Linked DNA regions of Homo sapiens: region 2 is linked to region 1. A link is a loop called in an ENCODE intact Hi-C map of the cell type or tissue named here. Cell type or tissue: adrenal gland. All regions are shown on one strand. Each heading gives the region's core, and the rest is flanking DNA. Links, peaks and the distances in the headings are about the cores only. Region 1 holds the start of SFTPA2 (surfactant protein A2). Region 2 has its middle 44 kb from the start of SFTPD.

The links. Peaks named below come from ENCODE experiments on the same cell type or tissue, not always from the same donor. Only the 100,000 strongest peaks of a DNase experiment are listed, where the experiment ranks them.
Region 2: it touches region 1 in a loop (4-fold over the local background); 1 of 110 quality-filtered maps calls a loop at or near these places.

Annotation. Positions count from the first base shown.
Region 1 is chr10:79,557,062-79,569,048 of GRCh38, reverse strand. SFTPA2 (surfactant protein A2) reads left to right here and starts at 8,642. Exons shown (of 6, transcript NM_001098668.4): 1 at 8,642-8,685; 2 at 9,051-9,080; 3 at 9,543-9,737; 4 at 10,044-10,163; 5 at 10,920-10,997; 6 at 11,464-11,987. The coding sequence starts at 9,566. The coding sequence ends at 11,840. RefSeq lists enhancers at 6,448-6,961, 11,760-11,987. In adrenal gland, for the core only: a CTCF peak has its summit at 6,730 (motif pointing left); a DNase peak (open chromatin) is centred at 6,686; H3K27me3 peaks cover 698 bases.
Region 2 is chr10:79,899,160-79,911,146 of GRCh38, reverse strand. It overlaps the pseudogene BMS1P21. Among named protein-coding and RNA genes, the nearest start is that of SFTPD, 44 kb to the left of the region's middle. RefSeq lists an enhancer at 6,078-6,177. In adrenal gland, for the core only: no CTCF peak of the experiment used is centred there; DNase peaks (open chromatin) are centred at 6,036, 6,256 and 7,196; H3K4me3 peaks cover 1,888 bases; H3K27ac peaks cover 1,375 bases.

The sequences.
Region 1 (11,987 bases), core at 2,445-10,444:
CTACAGAAAACCAACAAACTACGAAGATAAACAATAAGAGAGGAAGTAACAAAGAAGAGACAAAATAATCAGAAAACAACTGTTTAAATCACAAGAGTAATCCTCACTTATCAACAATAACCTTGAATGTAAACAGACTAAATTACTCAATTAAAAAATATAGACTGGCTAAATGGATAAAAAAAGGGACCAAACTATATGCTTCTTATAAGAAACTTACATGACTTGTAAAAACATGCATAGACTGAATGTAAATGAATGAAAAAAAATTCATGCAAATAGAAATAAAAAGTGAGCAGAAGTCACTATACTTATTTCAGATAAAATGTACTTTAAATCAAAAGCTGTGAGAAAAGTCAAGGAAGATCACATATAATGACAAAGGGATTGATTTAGTAAAAGGATATGACAATTGTAAAGATACATTCACCCAACACCAGAAAACCAAACTATAGAAATCAAATATTATTAGAGCTAAAGGGAGAGGCAGACTCCAATACAATAATTGTTGGGGACTTCAACAGTTCACTCTCAGTATTGATAGATCGCTTAGACACAAAATCAACAAAGAAACACTGGATTTAATCTGTGCTCCAGAACAAATGGACCTAACAGACACTTGAAGAACATTTCATCTGACAGTTACAGAATACTCATTCTTTTCATCAGCACATAGAACATTCTCCAGGATAGACCATATATTAGGCCACAAAGCAAGTCTCAATGAATTTTAAAACATCACAATCATTTCAATTACCTTTTATGAACACAATGGAATAAAACAAGAAAGCAATAACAAGAGGAACTTTGGAAACTGAACAAATACATAGAAATTAAACAATATGCTTCTGAAAGACCAATGGGTGAATAAACAAATTAAGACGGAAATTAAAAATTTCCTTGAAAGAAACAAAAATACAAACACAACATATCAAAACCTAAGAGGGAAATTTATAGCGTTGCATGCCTACATCAAAAAAGTAGATGATTTCAAAAAAATAAAACAATAATGCACCTTAAAGAACTAGAAAAGCAAGAAAAAGAGCCAAACTCAAAATTAGTAGAAAGAAACTTGAAAAATCAGAGCAGAAATAAACAACAAACAGACTAGAGATCAATAAAATGAAAAGTTGGGGAGGTTTTTGTTTGTTTGTTTGTTTTTGTATTTTTCTGGGGTGAGCATCTTACTCTGTCACCCAGGATGAAGTGCAGTGCCTCTGTCATGGCTCACTGCAGCCTCCAGCTCATGAGCGCCAGAGACCTTCATTCTTCTGAGCAGCTGGGAATACAGGCATGTGCCACCACACCCAGCTAAGATTTTTTTTCTTCTTTTTTAAAAGATGTAGTATTTTTTTTATTGCCCAGGATGGTCTCAAACTCCTGGCCTCAAGTGATCCTCCTGCCTTGGCCTCAGTGCTGGGATTACAGGCATGAGCCACTACACTGAGCTGAAACGTTGGTATTTTGAACAGATAAACAAAATTGACAAACCATTAGGTAGACTAACTAAAAAAATAAGAGAGAAGACTGAGATAAGTAAAAATGAGAAACAAAAAAGGAGACTTACAATTGATACCACAGAAATACAAACGATCATTAAACATTATTATAAACAACTTATGTCAACAAATGAGAAAATCTAGGGAAAATGGATGAATTCCTGGACACATACAACCTACCAAGACTGAACCAGGAAGAAATAGAAAACCCGAACATACCAATTACTAGTAACAATATTGAATCAATAATAAAACGTCTACCATCAAAGAAAAGTCCATGACTAGATGCCTTCACTGCTGAATTCTGCCAAAGTTTTAAAGAACAAAAAACACCAATTCTTTTCAAGCTATTCCAAAAAATTGAAGAGGAGGAAATTCTTCCAATCTCATTTTATGGGGCCAGCATTATCCTGATATCCTGACAGCAAAACCAGACATAAACACAACAACAACAAGAACAGTACAAGCTAATATCTCTGATGAACAGAGATACAAAAATCCTCAACAAAATACTAGCAAACAGAATCCAGCAGCACATCCAAAATACAATCATCATCAAGTGGGATTCATCTCAGGGATGCAAGGATGGTTCAACATATATAAATCAATAAGTGTGATACATTACATCAACGGAATGAAGAAGAAAACATATGATCATCTCAATAGATGCAGAAAAAATATTTGACAAAATTTAACATCCCTTCATCATAAAAACCCTCAACAAATTAGGTGTATAAACCAAGTACCTCAACACAATAAAGGCCATATACAAAAAAATCGACAGCTACCATCATACTGAATGGAGAAAATTTGAAAGTTTTCCGCTAATAATTTGAGCAAGACAAGGTTGCCCACTTTCACTACTCTTTTTTTTTTTTTTTTTTTTTTTTTTTGAGACAGAGTCTTGCTCTGTTACCCAGGCTGGAGGGCAGTGGTGTAGTGGCGTGATCTTGGCTCACTGCAACCTCCGCCTCCCATGTTCAAGTGATTCTCCTGCCTCAGCCTCCCAAGTACTGGGATTACAGGCACCCACCACCATGCCTGGCTAATTTTTTTGTATTTTTAGTAGAGACGGGGTTTCACCATGTTGGCCAAGCTGGTCTCCAACTCCTGACCTCAGGTGATCTTCCCACCTTGGCCTCCCAAAGTCCTGGGATTACAGGCGTGAGCCACTGCGCCCAGCCCACTACTCTTATTCAAGATAGTTAAGGAAGTCCTAGCCAGAGTAATTAATCATGGGAAAAAAATAAAGCGTATCCAAATAGGAAAGGAAGAAATCAAATTGTCCCTATTTGCAGACAACATGATCTTAAAAAGACAAAATCCTAAAGACTTCACAAAAACACTCTTAGAACTGATAAATGAATCCAGTAAAGTTGCAGGATACAAAATCAACATACAAAAATCAACAGCATTTGTATACATCAAGAAGAACTACATGAGAAAGAAATCAAGAAGTCAATCCCGTTTACAATGGCTACAAAGTATAAAATACCTAGGAATAAATGTAACCAGGGAGTGAAAGATCTCTACTATGAAAGCTATAAAACACTGAAGAAAAAACTGAAGAGGATACAAAAAAGTGAAAAGACATCTCATGTTCATGGATTGGAAGAATCAGTATTGTTAAAATAACCATACTACCCAAAGTGATCTACAGATTTAATGCCATGCCTATTAAAATAATAATGACATTCTTCACAAAATGAGAATGAACAATCATAAAATTTGTATGGAACCATAAAAAGACACCAAATAGTCAAGGCAACCCTAAGCAAAAAGTGAAAAGCTGGAGGCATCACACTACCTGACTTCAACATGTACTACAAATCTATGATAACCAAAACAGCATGGTGCTGTTATAAACACATAGAGCAATGGAACACAATAGAGAACACAGAAATAAATTCGCATATTTATAGTCAACTGATTTTTGACAAAGGCATCAAGAACATATGTTGGGGGAAAGAACAGTCTGTTCAATAAATGATGCTGGGGAAACTGGATATTCATATGCAGAAGAATGCAACTGGACTCCTATCTCTCACACATACAAAAAATCAACACAAAATGGACTAAAGACTTAAATGTAAGTCCCAAAACTATGAAACTACTAGAAATAAACACAGGAGAAGTGCCTCAGGACACCGGTTTGGGTGAAGATTTTATGAAAGACCTCAAAAGCACAGGCAACAAAAGCGAAAATAAACAAATGGGATTATATCAAACTAAAAAGCATCTGCAGAGAAAACAATCAGCAGTGTGAAGAGAAAACCTGCAGAATTGGAGAAAATATTTGCAACTATTAATCCAATAAGGAATTAATATCCTGTATACACAAGGAACTCAAACAAGTCTACAGCAAAAAAATCCAAATAATACAATTTTAAAATGGGCAAATGATCTGAACAGACACGTCTTGAAAGAAGACATATAAATTGCCAACAAGTATATTAAAAATGCTTGGCCAGGCCCGGTGGCTCTTGCCTGTAATCCCAGTAATTTGGGAGGCTGAAGTGGGAAGTTGGCTTGAGCCCAGGAGTTTGAGACCAGCCTGGGAAACATAGTGAGATTTCATGCTTACAAAAATAAAAAATTATCCGGGCATGGTGGTCTATGCCTATAGTGTCAGCTACTCAGGAGGCTGAGTTGGGAGGATTGCTTGAGTCCAGGAGGTGAAGGCTGCAGTGAGCTGAGATTGTGTCACTGCGCTCTGTCCTGGGTGACAGAGCAAGACCCTGTCTAAAATAAAATAATAGATATAATATAAAAATAAGAATTCTCAATACTACTACTCCTAAGGAAAATGTCAATCAAACCACAATGAGATATCTCACCCCAGGTAGACTGGCTCTTATTAATAAGACAATAACTAATAAATACTGGCAAGGATGCAGAGAAAAGTGAACTCTTATACACTGTTGGTGGAAATGTAAAGCAGTACAGTTATTATGGAAAACAGAGGGGAGATTCCTCCAAAAAACAAAAAATAGAACGACCATATGATCTAACAATTCCACTACTCAGTATTCATAGGAATATATTCAAAGGAAAGGAACTCAGTATGTTGAAGAAGTATCTGCACTCCCATGTTTATTGTAGTACTATTCACAATAGCCAAATGTGGAATCAAATTAAGTGTCTACCAATGGATGGATGGATAAAGAAAATGCGATAACTATACACCATGAAATACTGTCCGGCCCTAAGAAAGAATGAAATCCTGTCATTCATGGCAACATGGATGAGCCATTATGTTAAATGAAATAAAGCCAGGAAGAGAAAGTTAAACACAGCATCTTCTCACACATATGTGGAAGCTAAAAATAAAGTTAATCTCACAGACGTAAACAGTAGAACAGAGCATACTAGAGGCTGGGAAAACCAGGAGAATGAAGGATGGGGAGAGCTTGGTCAATGGACAAAAGATCATAGCTAGACAAGAGCAATGAGTTCTAGCCTTCTAGAGCACTGGAGGGTGACCATAGTGAACAATAACTCATTATATACATTCAAAGAGGTAAAAGAGAAGACTGTGAATGTTCTTATCACTAAATATTGATACACTTTTGGGGTGATGGGTATACAACTTACCCTGATTTGATCATTGATTATTGCATACATGTATCAAAATAGCTCACTATATCCCATGTATATATAAAATTATGTGTCCATTAAAAATAAGAAATTTTTTAAAATTAAAAAGAGTAAAGAATAAGTCACCCAAATTAAAAACAAGCAAACCCCAAGAAAAGACTATAGTTAACAATTATATCCCTGTGTGTCAATCTGAAAATATGGCTGGGGTATGTAAGAGAAAACACTTATTGTAGAAGAGTATCTGCAGTATGGTCTTATTGATGCAAAGTCAGTGTGTGTGTGTGCGTGTGTGTGTGTGTGTGTGTATGTGCACGTGTGTTTTCCTGAGCCTATTTCATTGGAGATAGTTGCTGCCATCTGCCAGTTTCAATTCCTCCAAGGCGCAGAATGGGAAAAACTGTCTCCCTCACCTCAAAGCCTTAATAAAACATGACGTGTTTCTCTGGGGTTTGGAAGACTCAAAATGCTCAGGGTAGTGAGGTGAGAGGGCTGTGTTGATGAAAATTAAAATTTGTCATTTCTAGGTCATAGAAAGATTTATTGTGTTATGCTTTTTAAGAATGCAGTGACATTTATTAGATGTGCCAATGTAATATAGATATGTGTGTAAATATACAGCACACAATATATGTGTGTACATATATTTATAATACATACACACATAATTGCTTAGTATGCTGGCTGCATCAAGGAAAAGAAGCGTCAACTTCCATTCCCTTAATGTGGCTGAGCTGCCCCTTAGATTCTGACAGTAGAAGTGATCTTGAAATATATCCATAATTAGTAAATCTATTTATGCATCTCTTTGTCTCCAGGTACAGGTAGATTAAGCACATCCCTCTGACTCTGGGAAGGTTCTAGCAGAGGACTGAGCTGGAAAGAGGATTTCTGGGTAATTTTGGCAATCCATGTAACCCCTGTCAGCCTCAGTTGACTGAAGTATGGAATGGGGATTTACTTACTCTCTGTACGCCTCATAGAGTGCTGCAATGATCCAAAACGACGGGAAAGCTCTAGCAGCCACAGACAGCCTCTTCCCACTGCTAGCACCCAGTGCAGCTGGAGAAAGGGGAAGGAAAGAGTCCCTTGAGCACTGAGAGAGAGGTCTCGAATCTGCAGAGACCCCCGTGGGCTGTTCTTAGGGCGGTGCATGGCTCCCACTCTGTGCCCCTTCAGTCTTAAAAAGCGTCGTCTTCCTGGTTTCAGTCACACTGGGTGAGGAGGGGGTCCTGCCACAGGGAGTGGGACTCGGAGTGCAGTGAGACTGTGGACTCTGAGGTGGCTTCGCGTGGGCACCCAGGGCCTGGCAGTGTGAAGAGGATGTCCCCGCAGAGGGAGGTGGCCCAGCATGGGGGTTGAAGCCCCTAGGAGAGTGAGAAGGGCACTGAAGGAGAGCGGACCGGCCAGGGCAATGGGGCCTGAGCAGGGGGAGGAGGCTGTGGACGCGGCAGAGTGGCCTGGCTTGGACACTCGGAACTCAGCAGGGACTGCAGCAATTCTTAGTGCTAAGAATGACAAGCTTGTGTTTCTTAACTACATTCTTTAGATTTGCTGGTGCCATGTGCTGGTAAACTGTACCTGTCTCAACATCAAACTCGGATAGTGTCCCTTGCAGCACGCAGGCGAGTGCATGGTTCCCCCTGGCGGTCGGTGGCAAGCCTCACTCACGAGTCCACATTGCTACAAATCAATCAAAGGGCAACAAAGAGCGTGATGAGGGATGGGATCTTTACAATAGTCCCAAAGTGCGTCCCCACAACATAGTCACTGATTAAAATCAGAAAAAGAATAAATTTGCAGTGGCAAATTGTGACACCCACCACCTTAATTAAATGATCAACACGAACATCATCAGTCTTGGGGCAAACTAAAGTCACATGCTGCCGGGTAGAATGGGAGAAGAGCGCAGCCGGGTGTCGATGGTATTTCTGCCGAAGTTACAGAACCTGAATCTAACTGTAAGGCAATACAAACAAACAAACAAACAAAGTGAGGGGTATTTTACACAGTAACTCCCCTGTGATCTTCACACTGTGTTCAGGTCATGAAGGTGAAGGGAAGACAGAGGGACTTTGTGGGTTTCAGGACCCTGGAGAAGCGTGACAACCGAATAAGGCACATGGCTCAGAAACGGATCCTTTGCTATAAAGGACACTATTGGGGCATTGTGTACATTTTGCATAGGGCCTGAAGGCTATTTGGAGTTATTGTATCCGTGTTTATTTCTTGATTACGGTTATAATGCAAAAATGCCTTTGCGTGAAAAACACATTAAAGTATTGGGGTGTTGGGGTTTCATGTTGACAACCTACTCTCATAGGTTCAGGGGAAAAAAAAGTCGTACGATACTGGCAATTTTTCTGTAATTTTGATGTTGTTTCAGAATAATAAAATGAAAAATGAAACTGACCAAGGCCACCTGGTTAATAAGTGACAGCTCTGGGTCAAAACTCAGGTGTGCCTTTCCCCTAAAGCCATGCCCTGCCCTGCCAACCACAAGGCCCTGCACATCCAAGTTGGCCTCTGTTCCTGCTCATCACCTGCAAAACAGCCCTGCCTCCCCACAGCCAAGTTGCTGGAGCTTCGCCCCACCTGCCCCCAACCTGCACTGGCCTGACTCCCCCATTCCACACCTGGCCCAGCACCCACCACATGGTGTGGCAGACAGCACTGGGGCAGCTGAAAGACTCCATGCTACAAATTGGCACTGCCCAGCTTCCTGCTCCTGGGAGTGGGGTCCGTTGTCTGAGCTTCCGCTCCCTGGAAGAGCTCCAAACTCCTCAATGGTTTGGGATTTTTCAAACCAATTCCAAATAAGCCAGGGGAGATTTTCCTGTCTGGGTTCCCATCATTACCACCTCCACAGTTGGAGATTCCCTCCTAATCCAGATGCTCAAACCAGGACCCTAACAACTAGGGCTTCATATATCACTGGGACACTTAGCATAATCACCATTGCAGGTTGCCAGACATCACCCAAAGTGATGTTCTACCAAAGACAGAAACTGCAGCTCTCCCATGACCTTCCAGGTGCTGCCCTGACTCCTCCAGCTGAACCTGCTAGGGCAGAGGGAAGTGGAACGTGCAGCATATTTGCCTGCCACTCTGTCCATGTGCCCACCAACTCGGCTGCAGGCTCCAGAGACACTGGCTGGGGGTCCTGGGGCTCAGAGCTGAGCAAGGTTACAGGGCAGACAGGTTGGCCTGGATCAACCTGACCAACCTCAGCTGAAGCAGTGACTTCTTCATTGTCTGAAACTAAACCAGGAACCCAGTGGAGCTCCCTGAGTGCAGAGTGGGTGACCTTAGCCAGTGAGGCATTTCTCTTCTTACAGACCTGGTATTTTTCTTTACCAGGTTCTGTGCTCCCCTCAAGGGTCCTAAGTATTCCTGCAGCCTGAGTGTTCTGCAGGGAAATGTGCTGTGTAAACACTATGCCTATTTCCTGCTTGGAGAACAGGTTTTGTGGTAGAGCTCTCAGGGGTGGGGAAGAAGCCTGGCAGCCCACATGCTATAAATTCTGTTGTCCACCTTTATGCTCTAACTTGGAGGCAGAGACCCAAGCAGCTGGAGGCTCTGTGTGTGGGTGAGTTTAGCCACATCCCCTAGGTGTTCTCCAGCTTGAGGATCGCAGGCAGAGAGGACCAGCCCAGCAGCCACAGGCCTGACCAAGGCCCAGGTTGGGAAGGAGGGCAACTCCCCATTTTCCACTGGGAGGTGTTTCACAGCATGGTCAACATGGATGACCTACAAAGACCCTCATGCTTTGATATCTTCCTTGGCCAGATCCATCCCTACCAGGGACTCAGCAGGGCCTAAGCAGGGGGAGTGGGAGAACAGACCCCAAGAGGAAGGAAGACCTCATCACTGACTGTGAGAGGGTCATCACCCCCCGATGATCACCTTGAAGGGTCCAGGCTGTGGGCCCTATTCATCTCTTTTCATTCTCAGGTCGCTGATTTCTTGGAGCCTGAAAAGAAGGTAACTGGGCATATGAGGGACAGATGGAGTGAGTCAGTGAGTGAGTGACCTCATCCTTCCTTCTAACAGCCTGGGAGGGACAGGGCAGGTTTTCTGCAGAGCATGGAAGATTCAGCTGAAATCAGAGAGGTGAAGCCAGTTTCCCAGGGTAACATAGTGAGGCACTGAAAGAAAGGAGACTGCACTGGAGCCCAGGTCCCTGGGCTCCCCAGAGCTCCTTACTCTTCCTCCTCCTCAGCAGTCTTGAGACCCCACAACCTCCAGCCGGAGGCCTGAAGCATGAGGCCATGCCAGGTGCCAGGTGATGCTTGGAATTTTCCCGGGTGCTTCGGGTCTTCCCAGCACTCTGGTCTCGCCCGCCCTGCCTCTCGGGCTCTGCCCAGCTTCCTGAGTCCTGACAGAGCACAGTGGGGGAGATGTTGGCAGAGGTGGCAGATGGGCTCACGGCCATCCCTCCGGCAGGAGCAGCGACTGGACCCAGAGCCATGTGGCTGTGCCCTCTGGCCCTCACCCTCATCTTGATGGCAGCCTCTGGTGCTGCGTGCGAAGTGAAGGACGTTTGTGTTGGAAGCCCTGGTATCCCCGGCACTCCTGGATCCCACGGCCTGCCAGGCAGGGACGGGAGAGATGGTGTCAAAGGAGACCCTGGCCCTCCAGGTACTGTGCTGCAGACCCCACCCTCAGCTGAGGGACACAGACCCCTTTTCAGGAGGCCCATCTGTCCAGGCCCCTAGGCTGTGGGCCATAGTGAGCTGGGGGCTATAGTAAGCTGGGTGGGACTTCAGTCTGCAGGGGTGGTGGGTTCCTGGGGCCCTTATGATGGCGCATCCTGGAGAGTCTGTCCTCATAGTGCCCACGGAGTGATAGCTGAGCCAGCCCCGGTGATAATGGGCATCGAGTCTCACTAGCTCCAACCAGTTGTGGGTGACAGATCCTACACATCCATGTCTCTTTTCTCTGCAGGCCCCATGGGTCCGCCTGGAGAAACACCATGTCCTCCTGGGAATAATGGGCTGCCTGGAGCCCCTGGTGTCCCTGGAGAGCGTGGAGAGAAGGGGGAGGCTGGCGAGAGAGGCCCTCCAGGTGAGCAGGGCGGGGCAGGTGGGCAGTGGAAACATGGGCACAGCGACCTGAAGTCAGTTACACAGGGGTGATGGGGGTCAGACAAACCCTGCAGGTTCCCCAAGGGCATTTGGCTCAACCTAAGTAAGAGAATATGAATTTGAGGGAGAAAGCCGAGGTGTCTGGGGAGTGTGGTCACAATTCAGAGAAGGGCAGGTGTGGGAAGTCCTCCGTGCCTCATGACCGCTGATGGGGACACACTGAGTCAGGTGTGGGACGAGGGACAGCACTGGGAGGCAGGGGAGGCATGTCCTGGGATGGAGGCCCTGGGGGCAGTCTGAAGGGTGAATGCGGACGAGGCATCCAGGCAGATGGTGTGATCAGGAGCCCCACAGACAGAGGGGAACTTTGAAGCTCAGAGCGGTAAGCAAGTCCATCAGGGCAGTGCAGAGAGCATCATGCTTGCCCTTGGTGGAGGGTGCGGGAGAGGGACTTGCCCCACAGAGGCGGGCAGACAGAACCCCTCGAGGGACAGAGCAGGAAAGAGGACAAGGGGTGGGGGTCTCAGCAGGGGCAAGGCTTCACTAAAGAATAGGGGACCACGGGGTGTGGAGACACACTGGAATCTCGTGGACCCTCTGAGCCTAGGGTCTGGGTGGTGCCTAACAGCAATGAAAGGGCAGAGTTCCAGGATTGCAGATGGCAAAACGCCTGCGTGGCAGCAAGTGGGAGTCTTCACTGGCCTGCCCCTCCTTCTGTGTGGGGCACTCTCCACAGGGCTTCCAGCTCATCTAGATGAGGAGCTCCAAGCCACACTCCACGACTTCAGACATCAAATCCTGCAGACAAGGGGAGGTAAGGGGACCCCCTGGGCCTCACGGGGTAGGAGTTTCCCACAAATTCCCCTCATTCTCAGCACCACCTTCTAGAATAGAGATGACAAACAAGCGTGCACATGCAGGTGTTGGGGAAAGGAATGATGCTTGCTTTTCTGATGTCTTTGAATGGCCAAGAGGAGACAAGCAGACACAATTCACTCCCCATTTCATAAGAAAGCAAGTTCTCTGCCTGTCTTGCTTTCCACTGAATCCTAGGAAATTGCACCATTTCTGGCAATAAGTAATTGTTACTTAGATGAATGAATAAATGGAGGAGAGTCTAAAAGTGAATTTAGAAAACTGCAATTGGAAGAGGAAGAGAAGACACAGAGAGAGGCAGAGATGGAGAGACTGGGGAGAATCTGGTAGCAGAGACCCTAGGTGAGGGAGGTGGCTTAGAGACAAAGTGGTCAGTGGCCTGACCTGGACTCCTCTGCTCTCAGCCCTCAGTCTGCAGGGCTCCATAATGACAGTAGGAGAGAAGGTCTTCTCCAGCAATGGGCAGTCCATCACTTTTGATGCCATTCAGGAGGCATGTGCCAGAGCAGGCGGCCGCATTGCTGTCCCAAGGAATCCAGAGGAAAATGAGGCCATTGCAAGCTTCGTGAAGAAGTACAACACATATGCCTATGTAGGCCTGACTGAGGGTCCCAGCCCTGGAGACTTCCGCTACTCAGATGGGACCCCTGTAAACTACACCAACTGGTACCGAGGGGAGCCTGCAGGTCGGGGAAAAGAGCAGTGTGTGGAGATGTACACAGATGGGCAGTGGAATGACAGGAACTGCCTGTACTCCCGACTGACCATCTGTGAGTTCTGAGAGGCATTTAGGCCATGGGACAGGGAGGATCCTGTCTGGCCTTCAGTTTCCATCCCCAGGATCCACTTGGTCTGTGAGATGCTAGAACTCCCTTTCAACAGAATTCACTTGTGGCTATTAGAGCTGGAGGCACCCTTAGCCACTTCA
Region 2 (11,987 bases), core at 1,595-9,594, 340 kb before region 1:
AGCTCAGTGTTGTTGTTGTTTTTTTTTCCCTTAACATCAAAGGTGTTAGGGAAGTAATCAAGAACTACTTTTACTGTGAATGTCAGCTTGTGAAAATTGACATGATACAGTTCCAGCCTGACTCCCACTGGTCTCAAATACTTGATTAGAAAGAAGGCACACCATGAAACAGTTGGGGCTTGACCTTTAAAATGAAAATGGAATATAATTAGATTTGAAAGTGTAAACGGGCATAAAAGGGAAGGCTTAGTGAAAAATGATTATATTATTAATACTTGAAATTAATATTAGAATTAACAATTGAGATGTAAATAATGTTCTTTTAATTTAGAAACTGTCACACTTAGCAGAGCTAAAGGAGCATTTTTCTTTTGTCGGAAATGGAAATGTGCATAAAATATGTTTGTTTCAACCTTTACAAAAGTGTCCTTCAGATCCCATAATGTATTACTAAATAAAACTAAAATCTAGCCTGAAAAATCTCCATACTCACATACTTAGCAGGTAAACAAACTAAAAGTCTAAGTTTAGTAGTATGTGTCCCCGTAACAACAGCTTAGTCTCAGCCAATCCCAGTAGCTATACTTTAACCACTCATAGGCGGCCAACTGGTTAAACCTTGTTTAAATAAGGCAAATGCTGAGCTGTAACCAATCCAGCTATTTCTGTACCTCAGTTTCGGTTTCTGCACATTACATTTTTTTCCCATAGATATTTGACCATGTGACAGTGCCAAAGTCTTTCTGAAATTTCTTTGATTCTAAGGGCTGATTTGCAAATCATTTTTTTTCTTTTCTCAAGTAAACTCTCTTAAATTTGTCTAAAGTTTTTCTTTTAACAGTATCAATAATTTACATATTTTGAGGTGGGGAATAAGAATATACCTCATAGCACCTGGGTCCCAATACACTTTAAACAAGAGAGGTTTCCAAGAAAATTGAGTGAAATATAACAGGCTTTCTCTGGGACTGGCCCACAAAGAAGGGCATTACATAATGATAAAGTGTTGATTGAACAAGAAAACTTCACTATTCTAAACATTAATATTTATGCATCCAAAACAGGAACACCCAGATTCATAAAGCAAGTTCTTAGAGACCTTCAAAGAGACTTAGACTCCCACAAAATAGTAGTGACAGAAAAATGCAAAGTTAGGTAAATTGATAAGCATCATTTCATGTATCTATTATCTCTTTGTTAATAGTTCTCATTGCACTTTAAAAAAGGCTAGTTAAAATGTTTAAGCATTTCATAAACGTTCAATTCAAAATAGAATAACCTGCTGCTAAATGACTTTTAGGTAAATAATGAACTTAAGGCCAAAATTAAGAAGTTCTTTGAAACGAATGAGAAAAAAGATACAACATACCAGAATCTCTGGGACACAACCAAGGCGGTGTCAAGATGGAAATTTACAGCACTAAATACTCACAACAAAAAGTTAGAAATATTTCAATTTAACAACCTAACATCACAACTAAAATAACAAAAGAACCAACAAAAAACCAGCCCCAAAGCCAGCAGAAGACAGTAAATAACCAAAATCAGAGCTGAACTGAAGGAGATTGAAACACAAAAGTATTCAAAAGATCAATGAATCCAGGAGTTGGCTTTTTGCAAAAAAATCAATAAAATAGAAACACTGCCAGCTAGACTAATAAGAGAGAAAATCCATATATAACACAATCAGAAACAATGGAGGAGATATTACCACTGACTCCAAAGAAATACAAATAACTATCAGAGAATATTATGAATACCTCTATGCACACACAAGAAAATCTAGAAGAAATGGATACATTCCTGGACACATACACCCTCCCAAGACTGAGCCAGGAAGAAATTTTGAATCCCTGAAGAGGCCAATAGTGAATGAGCTCTGAAACTGAATCAGTAACAAATAGCCTACCAAAAAATAAAAAAAATAAAAAAAAATAAAAGCCCAAGACTAGACAGATTCACAGCTGAATTCTACCAGATGAACAAAGAAGAGCTAGTACCGTTCCTGCTGAAACTATTCCAAAAAATTGAGGAGGAGGGACTCCTTCTCCTTCATACCTCATTATGTGAGGCCAGAATCATTCTGATACCAAAACCTGGCAGAGACACAATAAAAAAAGGAAACTTCAGGCAAATATCCTTGATGAACATTGATGAAAAAATTCTCAACAAAACTCAGCAACTGAATCCAGCAGCACATCAAAAAGCTTATCCATCACAGTTAAGTAGGCTTTATCCCTGGGATGCAAGGTTGGTTCAACATACAGAAATCAATAAATGTGATTTGTCACATAAAGAGAACTAAAGACAAAAACCACATAATTATCTCAATAGATGCAGAAAAGGCTTTTGATAAAAACCAACATCCAGCCGGGTATGGTGGCTCACGCCTGTAATCCCAGCACTTTGGGAGGCTGAGGCAGGTGGATCAAGAGGTCAGGAGATCAAGACCATCCTGGCTAACATGGTGAAAGCCCGTCTTTACTAAAAATATAAAAAATTAGCCGGGCGTGGTGGCAGGCGCCTGTAGTCCCAGCTACTTGGGAGGCTGAGGCAGGAGAATGGTGTCAACCTGGGAGGCAGAGCTTGCAGTGAGCCGAGATCATGCCACTGCGCTCCAGCCTGGGTGACAGAGTGAGACTCCATCTCAAAAAAAAAAAAAAAAAGAAGAGAGGTGCCATGTGTACAAAAATCAATACATATTTATGAACTTTTTTTCATAAAAAGTAAGCCTCTGCCTCAAAAAAAAAAAAAAAGGAAAAGAAAATATGGAAGCTCCAAAGATAAAGAAAAGCCTCAATCCAACTATATTATTGCAATAACAAGAGATTTCAGAGTGTACATTGCCATTCTACCACTGGAAGTTTGTTTCATCTTCCCTCACACTCGGAAAGGTCGCCATCTCCCAAAGCAGACAAATTCTCACAGGAAAAAGAGAAAACGCGCACTTCCACCAGCATGTGGCTTCGTAAGGGCAAGCATGTGCACCTGGCACATAGGAGGTACGTGCTATTTGTTAAATGATATGTTCACAGTGACCAGGCCTGCTACGCCCTTCCAAGGAACATGCTTGGCAAAGCCATACAGCAGTCAGGATAAGATATGTATCACATCCTTATCTCTGGGAACTTACCCTTTTCTGAAGTTATAGCTAACTTAGTAAAAGCATAAGAGAAGTAACATGATATGACAAAATTTAACATGTTCCACTCAAGAAAACAACAAACACACGCATGTCCCTCAGATGACAACAGCCATGCCAACTCTATGTCTGTGGTGGCATCCCCTACCTGACACGATCATCACAGGGCCTCTGATCTCAGTCAACTTCTGCCAATGAAGTTCTGAATGAGGCATTATATCAAAGTGCTCTTTCCAACTTTGGAGGCCCCGTCACCACTACCACTATTGGTGGGGGCTCTAGTGGAGTTCGATCAACCACTGGAATACGATGCTTTTTTGTCTTCAAATCCTGAGTCCTATTCATTTAAAAAAAAAAACAAACAAAAAAGTAAACTCACTTTCAAAATAGAGTAAAAGTAGACTTTTAAAATATACTTATAGATATCAGTACTTTCGTATATTTTATAGAGTATAACAGACAATATATAAATATAATTAACTTGTCAATTAACTTGTTAACTTTTGAGCCCCATCCAAATAACTTCTGTTCAATAAAGATGTAACAAGATAACTTCAATAGTATAGAGAGTTGAAAATTAAACACTCCTTAAATCTGACTGTTTTATGAGTGATTTTAATAATTTTTTAAAAACCAAAAGGTAAATACCGAGGCAGTGCATCATAACAGATAAGAGCAGAGGCTCTGGAGTTAAATTTGGCTCTCCTACTTACTGGTTATACGATTGGAGGTAACTTGTTTTCTTGACCTCAGTTTTCTTGTCCATAAAAAGAGGGCAAGAATGATTCCTACTCTGGTAAGGCTGCTGGGAGGATTTAGTTGAATAATGTTTAAAGTACACTGCTAAGAATATCATAAGGACTCATTCAATAAAGCTATGTTAGTATTAAATGTTGTAATTTTTGTATTTTATATTACAACTTTGTAAAACATATCCAGTGGGAAAAAGCACACTTATCACCATAGAAACAGTTTAAAGTTTAGGAAGAATCAAATTCTATAAATTCTTGTATCTTGGGCAAGAAACACCAACCAGTGTGCAGATGCTGGAGGCAAGGCAGCTTCTATGGGAAGTCTTCTCACGTTTTAGTAAAAGCCACACAGCATGCATCTCCATGTCCTTTGGAGCTGGACTAGACTTGTGAATCCAAATGTCACCTGTGAGAGGCTCCTACTATTTAAAAAGAATCAATGAAAGAAGCATCAGACTGTAGCTAAACATACCTGTGAAAGGATCGAGCCATCCACACAGCAGACTGAACTGCAAAAGCTTTGGGATTTCTCTTCTGGGCATCTTCTTCGTCTCCTAGCTGGAGATCCTGCAGATGCCGCTTCTTTTTCTTTTCATCTTTGGGTCCACTGTTTTTCTTTCTTTGTTTCTTCTGGTCCTTAGTCTCCATAGTGGCTATTTACCAATAACAAGTAACTCTAACCTACAAGGAAGAAGGTTGGGGTAAGGAGGTGGGAGAAGCATTTTACAATCCAGGCAATACCCAGGGAAAAACATTAAATTTCATTTATTTCTTTATGAAGACATGATGTATTTGTTCACTGAACAAGGGTAGAAACTGCTTAACCCTCCCCAATTTCATTTATCTCTGTTATGCTATAAATTAGATGAGTTACTTCTGCTAAGATTACACTTTATGATTAAGTTACTTTTTATTCGTCTTAAGTGTCAACATCATCAGTATCTATTTCTGCAAGGATAGAAATATTCTGTATCTGTACTTTTCCACCATTTAGCCATTAGCCACATGTGGTTACTGAAAATGTACTTAGAGAAACTGAAAAAAACGAATTTTTAATTAATTTCATTCCAACTCTAAATAGTCACATGTGGCTACCATACTAGACAGCTCAGACCTAGATATTGACTGGACTAATGAAGTGGTTTCCTAACTTAAACCAAAACTTAAATTTTAATAAAAAATTTAAAATGCTTTTATGAACTTCCAACATGATCACAGTATTACTTTTAGTACCTGTTGACTCTGCAAAACTCCTAAATTACAACTCATCTACATACATTTGAAAAATAGCAATATCTGCATGTGTGAGATATGACTGGTTCTAAATGATGCCTGGAGACCCTATGGACTTACAGAGACCCTTCCAGTGATTTCTGAGGTACCTGGGAATCTGTGGCCAATAAATTGGTAATCACTGAATTAGTGAGTTTTTTTTTTAGAATATCGGGCTGCATAAAATCTGACAGCTTGATTGAAAAACAGCGGGGCAGGGTGCCACTTCATTCAATTAAGGTCCTGTATTAATTCCGTTTAATAAATGTTTGTGTCTGTCTATGATGTGCTAGCCACTGTGCCAGTAAATGGATATACCTATGATCTGACTTGCAGAGAATCCAAACTAGTATCTTTCGTGCCATGCAATAAGGGCTACATTGCAAGGCTGCACAGGGTGCTACTGGGGCACAGAGGTGAGTCAGAGGCTTCCCACAGACACACACACGAGCGGAAATAGAAAGTCTTTATATATCACCATAATGTCAAGGAACACCAGCCGGGAGTTAGGAGAGCTGGGCACTAGGAACTCTTTGAAACCGAATAGCTGTGTGATTTCAGAGATTATGTTGCTTCTCTACTATATTTTAGTTCCGAACTTGTCCTAATGTTTCTCTCCCTTTTCTTCTTGGGAAAAGCACAATTTGGGGTCAACACATTCGGCTCAGGTCTAAGTCGCCTGCCGGGACCACGTCGCCAGGAAACCACGTCTCCCCGACACCTTCCCTCCCCGTCCCGGCTCTCTGCAGGGATTCACCCCGTCCCTCTCCCAACGACCCCCGGGCACACCTCTGGCAGATGCGAAATATGCTGCTCCTGGGGAGCAAAGATGAGCCGGAGGACCTTCCCACGCGCACGACTCGCGATCTTCCCAGTGCCCCAGAGCCAGGGACCCCACCGCCGCCTACCCCAGCCCGCGGCACCACCGAACCTGCTCACAGCTGCAACTCCTCAGGTCCGCTTGGACACCGCGGGAAACGGAAATTCACTGTCGCGCCGACTCGCCGGGAGGGAAACAAAAGGCAGAAAAAAAAGACCGGTGCCTGGAGGACTTTCAGGGTAGAGCTGGAAGAAAGACTCGTCAACAGCTGAGTGCAGGCGCCGGCGCCGTCTGCGCAGTGCGTTCCACCGGGTCCGCGTGCCTCCGGATTCCGCCCCACCCCGCCCTCGGAACTCGCTGCCTCAACTCCTGCGGAGGGACTCCGGAGCAGTGTACACCGCGCTCCAGGAGTCCTCCCCGAAGGCCAGAGCAGCTGTGCGGCCTGGCGCGGATTAGTTGGTGCGGTGCAAAAGCCAGAAGGAGGCACATTTGGTCCTGGCCACCCCGGAGTGACCGTGCTCCGGACGAATGGACTATGGCTGGACTGGGAGTCCACTTCCTCCTCTTTAAAGATGACAGATGAGGGAGATCTCGCGTTCTGGGGGTGCCCTAAAGCCCTCTTTTGGCCGGAAGCGGTGGCTCATGCCTGTAATCCCATCCCTTTGGGAGGCCGAGGCGGGAGGATCGCTCGAGCCCAGGAGTTCAAGACCAGCCTGGGCAACATAGGGAGGCTACGGCTCTCTCTCAATAAATAAATAAATAAATAAAAGCAAGCCCGCGTCCTGGCGGGCGCCTGTGGTCCCTGTGGTCCCAGCTACTCTGGAGGCTAAGGCAGAACGATCGCTTGAGCCTTGGAGGCGGAGGTTGCAGTGAGCTGAGATCGAGCCACTGCACTCTAGCCTGGGCGACAGAGCAAGACACTGTCTCAAAGAAAAATAAATAAATAAAATAAGGCCTTCTTTTTCCAGGACCAACAGACTCTGAGGGCAGGGACAAACTGACCCAGCCTAAACTACCTCGCCTTCCCTGCTCCCGGTAAAGGGGCTTTCCCTGAGGGAATGTAGCATCTTGCCATTTTCTTCCTGCACAGCTTTGCCTTCCCAGGGATCCTCCCATTGCCACCTGAGGAAATGCCTTGGAGTCCATCTAACCCCCAGCCCAGGTACTTGGGACGCCTACAGAGCCTACATTGTCAGGATGCATCTTCCTCTAGTCTTGGAGGGGATCCTTTCAATAAGATCCCACCAGTGCACGCAAGGCTCAATTCTACACCTAAAAACTAGGCCCACTCCTGTCACCGAGACCCCCAGGCTTCAAGTCCTGTCACAGGGACCTTGTTTTCGCCCCCAGCAGCCCTCAGGTATTCATTCTGCATAGGCTATATACTGGGTGCTAGACTGGGGAGGCTACCCACGTGGCACATGATTCCCTTATCCCTGAAGAGCTTAGGATGTTGTAACTTCTTCACACTAGGCCTCTTACTTCATGGAGATGTCAGTATCTGGGTAGATAATCCTTCTGACATCCTTTTGATCTCATGAAGCCCACTCCTGTCCTCTGCCCTACCTCAGCTTCCCCCTCCCTCCATGATCAGACCTTAGACCTTGTCAGGTCCAAGGACTGCAAACCCCACAGTAGCCCACTCTGACCACCACCTCCTAGCTATCCAGGTTACTCCCTATACTGCCCTGAAACAAAACTCCTGCAACCTTACCAGCACCTCCAATCAAGATCTTACTACCTGTTCACTGTTTCTTCCTTCCTTTATGACTTTTCCCTCTCTAGTGAGCCAGCTTAAACTCCATGGCCAACCATTCTCATTGGTCCCTTGCACACCTCCTCAACTCACCCGCCTCCCTGTCACCTCCTATCTGCTTAGTAAGATGGGAGCCCTGGATAAACCCAGCTCTCCATCTATTCCATGCCACAACGATGCAACTAAACATGGCTGGAGGAAAACAGGGCCATGCCAGCAGTCCTCACTTTAATCATTCTTTGTCCGGTCTATTCAATCTCCCATTGTTCCAAATGAGTATTTTGCACGTCTTCCTCTCTGTTCAGTCCTTCCTACTGCCTCCCCCTTCCTTGCCTCCTGAAAAAAGAAGGGAAAAAAGACCTTTTGAAAAAAGAAGGGATAGGTGTTCACAACTCAGTGTGAAGTGTTTAAAAGAGAGCCACACAAGCACGAAGAAAGCCAGGAGTGAGTAACCTGCAGAAAAGTAGGTAAAGGTTCTGATCTGGATCCAGATGAGAAATGGAATGGCAAGTGAAAATCAGGAAATATTTTGAAGAAGATAAATGTTCCTGGGTATCTTTGAATACCTGGTAAATTATTAAGTTCTTATATATAATAAAGTAAGACTGTAGGTTTGTCTTTTTATTCAGGTATTTGAGGAAAATGTGTCTCCAAGGACTATTGAAATCTGAGACATATGTTCTGGGTACATTAAAGAGAAGGTATAGTAGTGTTGAAGAATTTCAAAATATATTTAGGTCTTGTAAGTCAGCCCTTCTCCTTACATTAACTATATGACTCCTTCATAGTGGATTATCATTCCATCCAAAATTTCCTATTTCAAAAGCCACATTTGGTTCATGCAGATATGAAAAGATGCCATAGTAGGAGAAAAAAGTTTGGAGATGATGAAGATGCAAACAGGAGTATTTAGTAATACTTTAGTAAGCTTACACGAATACGATAAAATACAGTTTTAATTTGGTTTCTAAGTATACTTTATTCTAGACATTATAAATCACCATCACTTGAGAGAAAAAAAGAGAGCCAGAGATGAATATACACGTTCCAACATAATGTAAAGGCATAATAGCATCCTCAACATGACATATGCTGTGCTCCTAAATATTAAGGATAAGATGCTAAAATTTGTCTTTATCCCCATGTTTTGGGTTCTAAAATATTAGATGTAGAAAAAAAGAAAAAGAAAGTAAAAAGACACCACTCTAAGACAAGGAATTTTATTTTCATAAGACATCCATATCCACATAATTTGTAGGCAGTTTCCTAAATGGCTTTCAGTGATCCCCTTTTCTTAACATTCATATTCTGTCCTTTCAGCTTGATAGTTGGCTTGAGATTAATCACACTTGAGCTTAATCACTTCCAAGTCTAGATGACAAAAGCCTTTGACTTTTTTCTTGCACATTCTTTTTTGCCTTTTTATTTATTAGCCCTGTCGAAGCTGCTTCCATGTTGTGAGATGCTTTATGGGTAACATCCATGTGGTAAAACAGTGAAGTAGGCCTCTTGCCAACCACCAATTAAGAATAGCCATAGAGGAACTGAGTCCCACCAACAGCTACTTGAGTCACTGTAAAAGTGGACTCATCACTGGTTGAACCTTGGGATAACAATAGCCCAACTGACACCTTGATTTTAGCCTTGTGAGATATTCAGACACAGACAATGCAGCTAAGCATTCTCTGAATTTCTGACTCATGGAAACTGTGAGATTATAAATGTTTGCTGCTTTATCCACTAAGATTTTGGATAATTTGTTAAACAAATACATAACTAATACACATACACAACTTGCAAGATAAAATATAACTTTAGAGGAAAAAAGAAGAAATCAAACAAGAACTAGATGCAGTTAACATAAACTAAGCTCAACATATTTCATTACAGCATGTGGAAATTGTAAAGTATCTTTTTCTTATATATGTTAAGTACTCAGTAAAAAATTACAGTATTGCTGAAATCTGTATACTGAAGTTGAAAAAGACAAAGAAAACTTAGAGGATGTGTGGGAGGTAGTGAAAAGATAATTAAAAGATTCAAAATCAAAATTTATATAACAGAATTTGTATTTTAAGAAAAATGTAAAGAGTTACAAAAAGTATGTCCCCTTCTCTGACAGTAATTATTACCCTATTTGCTATAATATAATAAATAAGGTTTTGAGTAACAAATTTGTGGCAGATTTAAGCAACAATCCAGGTAAACAGACACCTCTCTTTCAATAAGGGAGAAGGAAATGACAATTACATTATTCAGCAAAAACATTTTATCTTTGTTTACAGACTTTGTGTGTGTGTGAATGTTTCTCACAAATTGCAAAGGTCCCCAGTCTTAACAAAGAATTTATTTGACCATTAACTATATTTCATGTGTAACCTTTATTTTACAACATGAAATTATATATTGAATTTAGATTTTTACATTTTGTTAATTACTACTTCACAAGAAGGGGAAAAATAAAAAATCTTCAAAAAGCAATTATAGCTCAATGATTTAAATCAATTCACCAGGCTATGGTTGTGGCAGATAATAAAAAATTAAATTCTTCCAAAGCTAAGTTGATTACTCTGAGTACCTACCTGTGTTCTTCCAAAATTTTATAAATTACATGGGATTGGAACTCAGAGGAAATTTAGATTGCTTTTTTTCCAACTTTTAAGTTCAGTGGTACATGATCATGATAAAATGATGGCTAAAATGAGGATCTAAATCTATTGTATCATTACTTTACAATCAGAAATAAATGATAACAGTAAAGTATTTTATTAACTTATTTCTGAGGTAATAGAAAAGGAATATATATCATGAGGAAGAATGAATTGATTTGGACTGGTAAGGATTTTAAGTGAAAATTTATGTGATTTTAAAAGAAATTTACACACCTAGTTAGTATGCAGGAAGGTGTGGAATGCAAAAAAGACCTGAGATAAAATTAATGGCTTAAAAAATTCTGAGAGCCCAAACAGCCATGCACCATTATATTCAAAAACAAAATAAGCACATGCTGAAACATTACCTTAATGTGAGGAAAAACTTGATGTGCCGGGAATAGTGAGAAATGACATATTTCCTGGACTGGCCAGACTGCTTTTTTAGTAAATTGGAGCCACAAAATCAAGGTATATATTCAATCCATGAATGTTTTGATTTCTCATTTGCAGCATTTTGAGGTTTTGATACATCAAAGCATTCTGAATAATAAAATCTCACATCTAATGTTGGTAAATATGACCACAACAAACTCTAAAATTCTACACTCCTTGCCTTTCTGCCTGAACCTTGCCCCCCAAAAACAATTTATTTCAGGCATTTCCAGTCAAAATTTTAAAACTGATACTAATTTTGTGTAGTTTGGGTCATGTTTATGACATATTAATTAGTCATAGATGTCAAGAAACAGAATGACCTAGGTAATATGCTCAACTCTGAAGCTAGGCTGTCAGGTTTTGAAACCAATGGATTAAGAACAGGGAAGTGGCTGGGCGCAGTGGCTTATGCCTGTAATTCCAGCACTTTCAGGGGCCGAGACAGGTGGATCACTTGAGATCAGGAGTTTGAGACCCACCTGGCCAACATGGGTGAAACTCCGTCTCTACCCAAAATACAAAAATTAGCCAGGCGTGGTGGCACACATCTGTAATCCAAGCTACTCAGGAGGCTGAGACAGGAGAATAGCTTGAACCTGGGAGGTGGAGGTTGCAGCCAGCCTGAGTGACATAGCAAGACTCTGTCTCAAAAACAAAACAAAACAAAACAGGTAAGGGGTAATTCTCCAAAGAAAAACTACCATTATTTTATCAAAATAATGAAGGAAGCATTCTGGTCAGTCAAACCAACCTATGTCTATAATCAAAGTGCAAGCTTTACAGAGAAATTTTTAATACAGAACTGAAATATTATTCATAAGTAATTGGAGTATTCTGGGGAATAGATGCTAGTAAAAGTTAAGGAAAATGTATGCATTTTCTTGTCTTATAAGAAATGTCAATTAGGGTGAAATTCATGTTGTAAAAGTATTTACATTTAAATTAACTTCAAGAAAAAATTTGCTGGAGATATTAGCAGAACATGTTGTACTTTACAAAAAAATGCACGAATTTTATCTAGGCTGGGTTGAATATGTTTAGAAAAACACAGTCTTTTGAAGAAAAAGTTAGATTGCAATATCTCAAGTAATAACTAGTGACAATGAAGATAATAAAGCATTCTTATGAGCCCAAGAGTTGATATTTCTAAGTTTTA